Linked DNA regions of Homo sapiens: region 1 is linked to region 2. A link is a loop called in an ENCODE intact Hi-C map of the cell type or tissue named here. Cell type or tissue: GM12878. All regions are shown on one strand. Links, peaks and the distances in the headings refer to the core of each region. The heading gives the core; the rest is flanking DNA. Region 1 has its middle 100 kb from the start of LINC02719. Region 2 has its middle 26 kb from the start of GUCY1A2.

What was found. A loop is a pair of places that touch in the nucleus more often than their neighbours do. Peaks named below come from ENCODE experiments on the same cell type or tissue, not always from the same donor. Only the 100,000 strongest peaks of a DNase experiment are listed, where the experiment ranks them.
Region 1: it touches region 2 in a loop (2.9-fold over the local background); 5 of 110 quality-filtered maps call a loop at or near these places.

What each region holds. Positions count from the first base shown.
Region 1 is chr11:106,232,591-106,237,001 of GRCh38, forward strand. No RefSeq gene overlaps it. Among named protein-coding and RNA genes, the nearest start is that of LINC02719, 100 kb to the left of the region's middle. In GM12878, for the core only: no CTCF peak of the experiment used is centred there; DNase peaks (open chromatin) are centred at 958 and 2,481.
Region 2 is chr11:107,042,104-107,046,514 of GRCh38, forward strand. No RefSeq gene overlaps it. Among named protein-coding and RNA genes, the nearest start is that of GUCY1A2, 26 kb to the left of the region's middle. In GM12878, for the core only: no CTCF peak of the experiment used is centred there; a DNase peak (open chromatin) is centred at 1,728.

The sequences.
Region 1 (4,411 bases), core at 222-4,221, 810 kb before region 2:
TTTGTAAACTGATTGTAGCAATTATTTTTCCTAGAAAATAACCTTTTGGTACATTTTTAGTATTTATTAACTTGTTTACAGTATTTTTAAAAGGTTTTAAAAAGTTCTACTTTACCTGTAGTTATTTTCTATTTTTCCATGCTTTAAATTGTTTATTTGTGCCTTACTTTTTTCCTCAACTAATTTTACAAGACATTTGTATTTATTTGGCTTTTTAAAGAGCCAGTGTTTGGTTTTGTTGATCACCTCCATTGCTTTGTTTTGTTTTTAATTCTTTTTTTGTTTTTTGCTTTCATCTTCATTAGATGTTTCTTTTTATTTTCTCTGCATGTAAATATTTTCTTGCTTATTGAATGAGAAACTTGGCTTGTTCATTTTCAGTCTTATGTGCTTTCTAATGAGTATCTTTAAGGCTGTTAAGTACAACTTTAGCTATGTCCCACAGCATTTGATATGTACTAACTTGTTGTCATCCTGTTCTAAATCTTTTGTAGTTTTCTATTTTGATTTCCTTTATAAATCTATGACTTACTGTACATAGCAGTATATTTTCTGCTTGGTAAATGTATAGGATTTGGAGAAGAGTTATCTTTTTGAGGTTTATTTATAATTTCCTGATATTGTGATCAGAGAATACTGTTTGCATGATACCAATTTTTTATGATTTATTGAGATTTCCTTTCAAATTTAGTACTTGGTCAATATTTATAAATGGCCCTTGTTTGCTTGAAAAGAATGTACATTCACTGTTGGGTGCAGAGTTCTATGTAGTAGTTTGTGCTTATTCATTACCTATATCTATATTTTACTTGCTTGGATTTTCAGTTTCAAAAAGGTAGTTGAAAATTTTTCATTATGAAAACTCGAAACCATGATATTCTAGTTGGTAATTTCTAGTTTACTGTTCCCATCTCCTCAATGTCAACTGTTTTGCTATCATTTTGTTTTGGTGTTTGTTTTTTAAAAATTCCTATGAAGAATAATTTCTTTCAAAAGATGTATTTAACACCTTGAAATACATTGTATCTAATAACATACTTGGCCTTCTGCCATCTTCTTTTCTGCTCTACAGTGATACTTCTTTCTCTTTTATTGTGTCTTTCCTGATTTCTGTTAGATTGGTGAGTTTTTAAATAAATTATTTGCTTTATTTTCCTTTTTTAATGATTTGGAAATTACATGTTTTATTTTAATTTTTATTAGTGGGTATTCTAAAAATGTTTCTCAGCAATGTCCAAAGTTTATCATTTTTCTTCTGAACAAGATAAAATCTTTAGGTTACTTTCACTTCTCTTTGGGTTAGTTCTCTAAAGTTCCTATATAATTGATTTCTGAAAATTATATGCCAACTTGTTATTACACCTGTGAAAATTGTTTTTATTCATTGTTGTTATCTATTTAGCCATAGATTATAAAGCTTTTATTTTAATCTTGCATTGCACTATGTCCTTCTAAGTTTATTTTTCTTGTTGAGTATAACCTTTTGTAGTTCTTTCACTGAGGTTTGTGGAAGGTAAACTTTTTGATCCTTCAGAGTTTTGAAATATCTTTACTCCTCAGTCTTGAATGATCATTAAATGGGTGTAGAATTTAACGTTGTGCGTTATTTTGTTCTCATAATTTTGAAGACATATTTGTCAATTGTCTTGACATCTAATGAGGATGATAAAGCTAATAATATGATTATCTTCATTGTAGATAATCTGTTCTTACTCTTTAGTTGTTTTTAGAATTCCTCATCATTTTCAAGGTTTACCATAATTGATCTCTGTATAAGTTTTGAAAACTTATTCTTCTTAGTGGTCCAAATCATTTTCAATATTTAGGAATAGTGCTTCTTCAATAGTGGGGAATTACCAGTCTTTTTCTTTAAATATTGCTCATTCACTATTCTATTTTGTTCTTCTGAAAATCTTATTTTTATTTGGAACATTTGGTCTTATGCACTTATATTTGTTAGCATCTCACCTCCCATGTAAAAAATATCTTTCTTTCTTTGTACTACTTTATGGGATGATTGCCTCAATTTGGCCTGTCAAGTCATGAATTTGTCAATAGCATTTTATTGAATATGTGTCCTATTATTGATGCTTAAACTTCTGTTAAAATATTATGCATTTCTAAGATTTTGAATTGATTGTTTTAAAATAACCACTCATTTATTATTTCATTATCACTTCTTTTTTCATTCGCCTTCTGTCTTGTTTCCCTGTTCCTTTTCATTAATTCAGAGAATGTTAAAAATACTTATTTTGTGGTCTGCTTTAGAGTTTCCCTATTTAGTTTAAGTGCTTCTGTGTTCTGAGTTCGTTATTTGCTTTTTCCTGTGCTACTTTTTTTCACAGGTGCTCAGTGATTGTTATTTGTAGTTTATCTTCACAGAAAGGTTTCTTCAGCACATGTCCAAGAACCCAGAAATGGTCTCAGGAGGGCTTAGCATTTAACACATGGGGCGTGACTTCAACTAAGCTTGGGTAAGTTTCTAACTTGAGGTTTCTGACCCTTAAAAAGTGTAAGTTTTTAAGGACAGGTGATTTCCTTGAACTTGGCTCACATTCTTTCATTGCTGGGTGGTAATTCGCTTGACCTGGCTTCACCCAGTTGGTACCATCTTTGCCATCTGGGCACAGTTTGGGAGGCCTTGCCTGTACTCCAAGCACTTGGTCTAGTTTTACTCCTGGTCCTCTGAGCCAGTCAGCATTCACCCCAACTCACCACAGTGAATTCTGTCTCTCTGTTCTTCCAGAAAGCATAGTGGCTTTTAGAATAACTGCTCTAGTTTGGGAACAATGATTCTTGCTTTCTTTGCTTTAAGAAGGCTTAGGTGTTATAAATTAACATTAGGATCTTAAATTGGAAATAGTATTTTCAATATTTACATTTAAATTTATGGTTCATTAGGACATGTTTTTATGTGCTAACGTATGAATTCAGGTTCCCTGTATCCCCAAAAAGGTGCACCGTATGGCCACGTCTTTTATTGATTTGTCCACCTCTACCCAGATGGCAAATTTATTTTGTACTCATTTTCCATAAATATTTTGGTCTAATTATGAACTTTTTTGTGTATCAATTATATGTCAGTTTTGGTTTCTTCACCACACTTTCAACTGTAGCATTAGCACCTGTCTTTATATGAAACAGGGCAAACTTTCCTTCATCACTCTTCCAAAATTTCTTTAGATATTTTTGTGTTTATTCTTTCAGCTAAACTTTAGAGTAATTTTATCATTTAAAAAATTCTTTTGGTGTTTTGAATAAGACTATATAACATTTATACAGAATTGAACTTCCAAACAAAGAACAAGAAGCATGTATTTCATTAATATAATCTTCTATTGCAGCTTGATAGCTTTGTATCAATAGGACATTTTTGACTTTATTTCTAGGAATTTTGTTTGTTGTTTTTATTGATGTAAATATAATTTTATCTTAGATGATTGCCTAATTACTTATTATTTACATATATTTTTATTCAGTTGAATACATTAACACTCATTTTTTTCTAATAGTTTTATATATCAGAATTTTGAATTTTCCAGTTGTCTACTCAACTGCAAATAAGGATAATTTTCTATTCCCATTGACTAATTCTTGCAAAACGATGTTAAATAGTATTAAATAGCAGTTATCCTTTTGTTTCTTCCAAATTTAATGGGATAGCTTTCAGTGTTTTGGGCTTTTGTTTTGATACTTTATGTAACCATTTTAAGAGACTACATAAGTTATGACAGTGGCCATAAATAAGAACAGTTCAACTAAAAGTGGCTTAAAAATGAGGAAAAGCTTTCATGTCACATTGTATACTTTGAGAGGCAGAGTCCTGGAGTTAATTTGGTGACAACTCTGTTATCAAGCACCCAAGGGCTTTTTATCTTTCTGTTCTGTCATCCTTAGCATGCTGGTGATGTCATGCCTTATGGTGGCAAGGTGGCCCTGGTAATTTCTGGGTGTTTTTTTTTTTTTTTTTTTTTAGATGGAGTCTTGCTCTGTTGCCAGGCTGGAGTGCAGTGGCGCAATCTTGACTCACTGCAACTTCTGCCGCCTGGGTTCAAGCAATTCTTCTACCTCAGCCTCCCAAATAGCTGTGATTACAGATGCCCATCAACACACCCAGCTAATTTTTTGTATTATAGTAGAGATGAGGTTTCACCATGTTGGCCACGATGGTCTTGATCTCATGACCTCGTGATCCACCTGCCTTGGCCTCCCAAAATGCTGGGATTACAGGCATGAGCCACCGCACCCGGCCTGTAATTTCAAGTATCACATATAGACTAAGCGCATCTGGTAGTAAGGAAAGTTGGGTTTCCTTCCTTCCAGGCATCATTTTATTAATTAGTGAGACAAATTTTTCTTAACTTTCTCCAGCACATTTTTCTTCACTTCCCATTGGCAAGGACATTGTTAC
Region 2 (4,411 bases), core at 106-4,105:
AATGACTAGTGGAAATCACACTTACATCTCAAAAAAGTGAACAAAGGTCTAAAACCATTTTTTTCTCTCCTAGCTATAATGTTTCAATTGATCAGAACTTCTGAATTATGGCTGCTGTTATTAAATTGGGAGTACATTTTATTTAATACAGGTGGTTTGATAGAGGACAATTTTTCAAAACATGGTACGTTTGACGGAGATAAAAAATAAAAGACATTCTTAATGATTAAAAGAACAGAAATATTTTATAATTAAGATATCAGATTTTTATTTATATTTTATTTATATATTATTTATTTATATTTTATTTATTTTTTATATTTTAAAATTTTAATATTATAATATTAAATTTATAAAATTAAAATTATAATATAAAAATATAATATTTTATAATATATATTTATATATATTATTTTAAATAATACAAAATATCATTTATATATTTTTTATTTATAAATTATTTTATAATTTAAAATATCAGAGTTCTGCTGGGGTTTTGCCACATCTCCCATAGAAAGACAGCACCTACATTTCCCTCCAGCATACATTCCTACGAAAAATGCTGTTTTGTTGGGAAGAGAGTAAGCCTTCTAAAATGTAAATGAAGATAAATCTGTGCCTATTTATAGCAAACAGTAAGCTGATGGCATGTAATTAATTGTACACAGTAATGAGGAGATATTTTTTGCAGCTCAAGAACATTCTAAGCCAGTCGTTCCCACAGTCAGGGGAGATCATATCACACAATCCCATCTGGCACATACAAAATCATCCTCAGCTCCTTGTCCACATTATGCATCTGTACATCCTAGCAAACGTGACAGATCAACGTGACTGACAACAGACAGATCTAGCTACTTGCCTACAGCAATGAAACTCCCTTGGCCAAGAACACGGGAGCAGTGCAGTGCATTACAATGAAGCTTCCTAGTCACTGGCCTGATGTTGGTAATGCTTCTCATTTGTCTTTGTGCCTGCCTTTTTTTCTGGAAGCTGCTTAAACCAGCACCTGCTCCCATCACAGAAATGCAACAACTAAATACCAACTTACTAGTTAAACAAAGTCAGTAATGCGATCAAGGGAGATATAAAACAACTATTAAGAAATGAAGTACTCTTCTGTCAGTTCACACAGACCACTTTATTAATGTCACATTTGGTTCAGCTTTACTAAGGAGACAGGCTAAATAAGAACTCCACCGCAGAGCATCTTTAGGCACTACCAGGCCCATGGTTTGCATGTGAAGAATAAGATTCAGTGGTTGTAGTTAATCAAAAGTGATAACACTACTTTGAAGGCTATGTTAGATACACCAGCAATCTTGGTATCACAATACTCATCCTATGAACTCTAGGCCTTGTTCTTTTACTGCCACAAACTCAAGCATGGAGTCAAACTGATATGACCTAGCTGAAAATAGCTCTTTTATATGAGGTTCCAACACTGTATTTATTCATTTCTTTCTAGAGATAAGGAGCTTGTAATAGAGATATTAAAGGAGAACAAAAACTAAGATCATCTCAGCCACTATTCAGTTTTTTCTTCCCACGAGATATCCAGCTTCTCCCACATCATCACTACATAAAAGGCCCAAATTAGAGGCTTTTTCAAAGCCACTAAAACAACCAAGAAGCCAAATCATACTCATCTTGTGACTATTTCTAATTTCTAAGACTGACCTCACAGTCTTACTATTGCTGTCTCCAGATCAAAGCTTAAAACCAACAAGAACAATGAGAATTGGCATGTGTGGTCAGAAGCAACAGTTACCGAGTCTGAGTCAACGGAGTGTGGTCTGAGGAAGAATGTGAAAAGTTCAGCATATGTTAAAACTGCCTGGTTGCTAATGTACAAGAATGACTATCTTTTAAATATCAAAATTTCCACACACACAAAAATCTATTCCCTAATTTACATACATGACAGCCCTTCACATTCACAGCTAATAATTGTGTCTTTTCCCTTTTCCACCCCCACTTCCTGCTTTGTGCACAGCAAATTATTCCCACTTTTTTAAAGCAATTATTTGTATGATTTGGTTGATAGATCTTTCAGTAGTCTGGATACCCTTTTCCAGATTGCCAATGTTCCTTTTAAACAGTGATTTGGTATTTAGTAAAACTTTACATTTCTACTGCACAGAAAATAAAATAACAGTAACTACCATTTTTGAGCACTTACAGTCTGCCAGTCAGTATGCTAAGTACTTTACAAGAATTATTTTTATGATGATTATTTAATCATTATTGTCTCAGTTTACCAAAGAGGAAACTGAGATGCAGGAAGCATAAATAAATTAAGTAGCTTACAGCTATTGAAGAGCCAGAATACAAACTCCATTCTCTTTGACTCCAAAGCTATTGTTGGAAAGTGATGCAGTTGAGTTGATATCAGTAAAATATGCCACAAAACCAGATATTATATACCATATTTTCTTGGTTCTAAGAAGCATAATTTCCTCCATTTTTTAAAGTTTCTGTAATCAGAAGGTATCTTAAAATTGGTGTAGACATCATGTGTATCTGTGTTGCTTTGCTCCTCCCTACTCCCCGCAAAAGAGCTGTTATTAAATAAGTGAATCATCTTAAAGCTGACAGGAAAGTAGAATCAAGGAAACACTTGACTCATTCCTGATTGTTCTCAGGCCTCATCCACCTGTCTGCTTCTACATGAAAGCACATCAATAATAATAATAATAATAATAAGGCAAATTCTAGTAGCTATTGCCCCAACCAACTCTGGCAATACCTCAGCCCTCAGGAAAGTGCCCAAAATGTGTTTGTTCATTCTTGTGTTCACCAGTTCTGTGGAGCTACACACCAATGCTGCCCATCTAGGCTGAACCATGACTTAAATCCCAGTGTTTCACAAATACCTTTGTTACGAGAGCTCCTGTAGCACCAGCCTGAAGCTTTCTCCCCAGAGAGTCTGATCACGAGGCCAGACATGGCAGGCAAAAGAATAGATTCCACTGTGACCTCCCTACCATGCCATCCCCAAGTGCTCCTATAGAAAATTCTGCCTGATAGGCCCCTTATGCCCATATAAATAAACCCATCAAAGACTTAACTCTGAGTTATGTGCTCCACTAATTCATATGATACTCCAAATACATCTGAATCCCACCAGGCTCAATTGATCTACACTCAAGACCCCGTATCTACCCACTCTACATACAGTTGTCCCAGATGAGGAACCCTATATATTATTCCATCATGGGAACAATATCATTCTCAAATATATGATTACAATTATTTCCAGAAGTAGAGGGAACTGGGCCAGGTGCAGTGGCTCACACCTGTAATTTCAGCAATTTGGGAGGCCAATGTGGGAGGATCACTTGAGGCCAGTTCGAGACCAGCCTGGCCAACATGACGAAATCCTGTCTCTACTAGAAATACAAAAATTAACCGAGTGTGGTGGCACATGCCAGTAATCCCAGCTACTTAGGTGGCTGAGGCAGGAGAATCGCTTGAACCCAGGAGGCAAAGGTCACAGTGAGCTGAGATAGCGCCACTGTACACCAACCTGGGTGACAGAGTGAGACTCTGTATCAAAAAAAAAATGTAGAGAGAATCATGATCCTTCTGGTCAGAAATGTTTATAAAGTTGGGGAGACACAAGGGAGGGTCTAAGAGCTAAACTTTTTCAATTAGGAAAACATGAGGTTACCAAATTGTGTAGGAGGATTGTTTGGGATGAGGTCACTTTGTCTCAAATTGTTTTGTACAGAAATACTTTAAAGTTAACACTTAATACATGCATGGTTTTTCAGGGTTCATGATGACCACTGACGATGAAAACCAGGCTCCTCCATTAGGAGTAGAGAAAGATCACCCAACAGAAATGCCTAGAAGTGACGACAGTGGAAGTGAGGTGAGCCTAGAGAGGCTGTGAGTAGTACCAAGCAGCAGATTTACATCAGAGACAAGTTGCAGGATCTGTACTTATTTTATAAGAAATCTTTAAGAAAAAATGAGACTAAGATGATGTGTGAGGTTCGTCGTGCTAGTGCTAGCAATCACAAATAAGTATAGACCGTTGTTTAACAGCTTTAAACCTATCCAACATAATAATCATAACAGCTACCATTTACTGAATGCCTACTGTGTGCCAAATCCTGTCCTGAGCCTTTTACATAAGACCATTGTTTATTACATAAGCAAAATGAGCTTTATAAACCAAGCTTTACTAACGCTAAACCAATACTTTTTACATGTCAAAAGTTAAAAGGTAGACTGAAGGTTGCCAGGGGCTGGTGGGGAGGAGAGAATGGGGAATTACTGTGTAATGGGTATAGCATTTCAGTTTTACAAGACAAAAAGAGTTCTGTAGATGGATGGTGATGATGACTACACAACACTATGAATGTATTTAATATCACTGAGCTGTATATTTAAAAATGCTTAA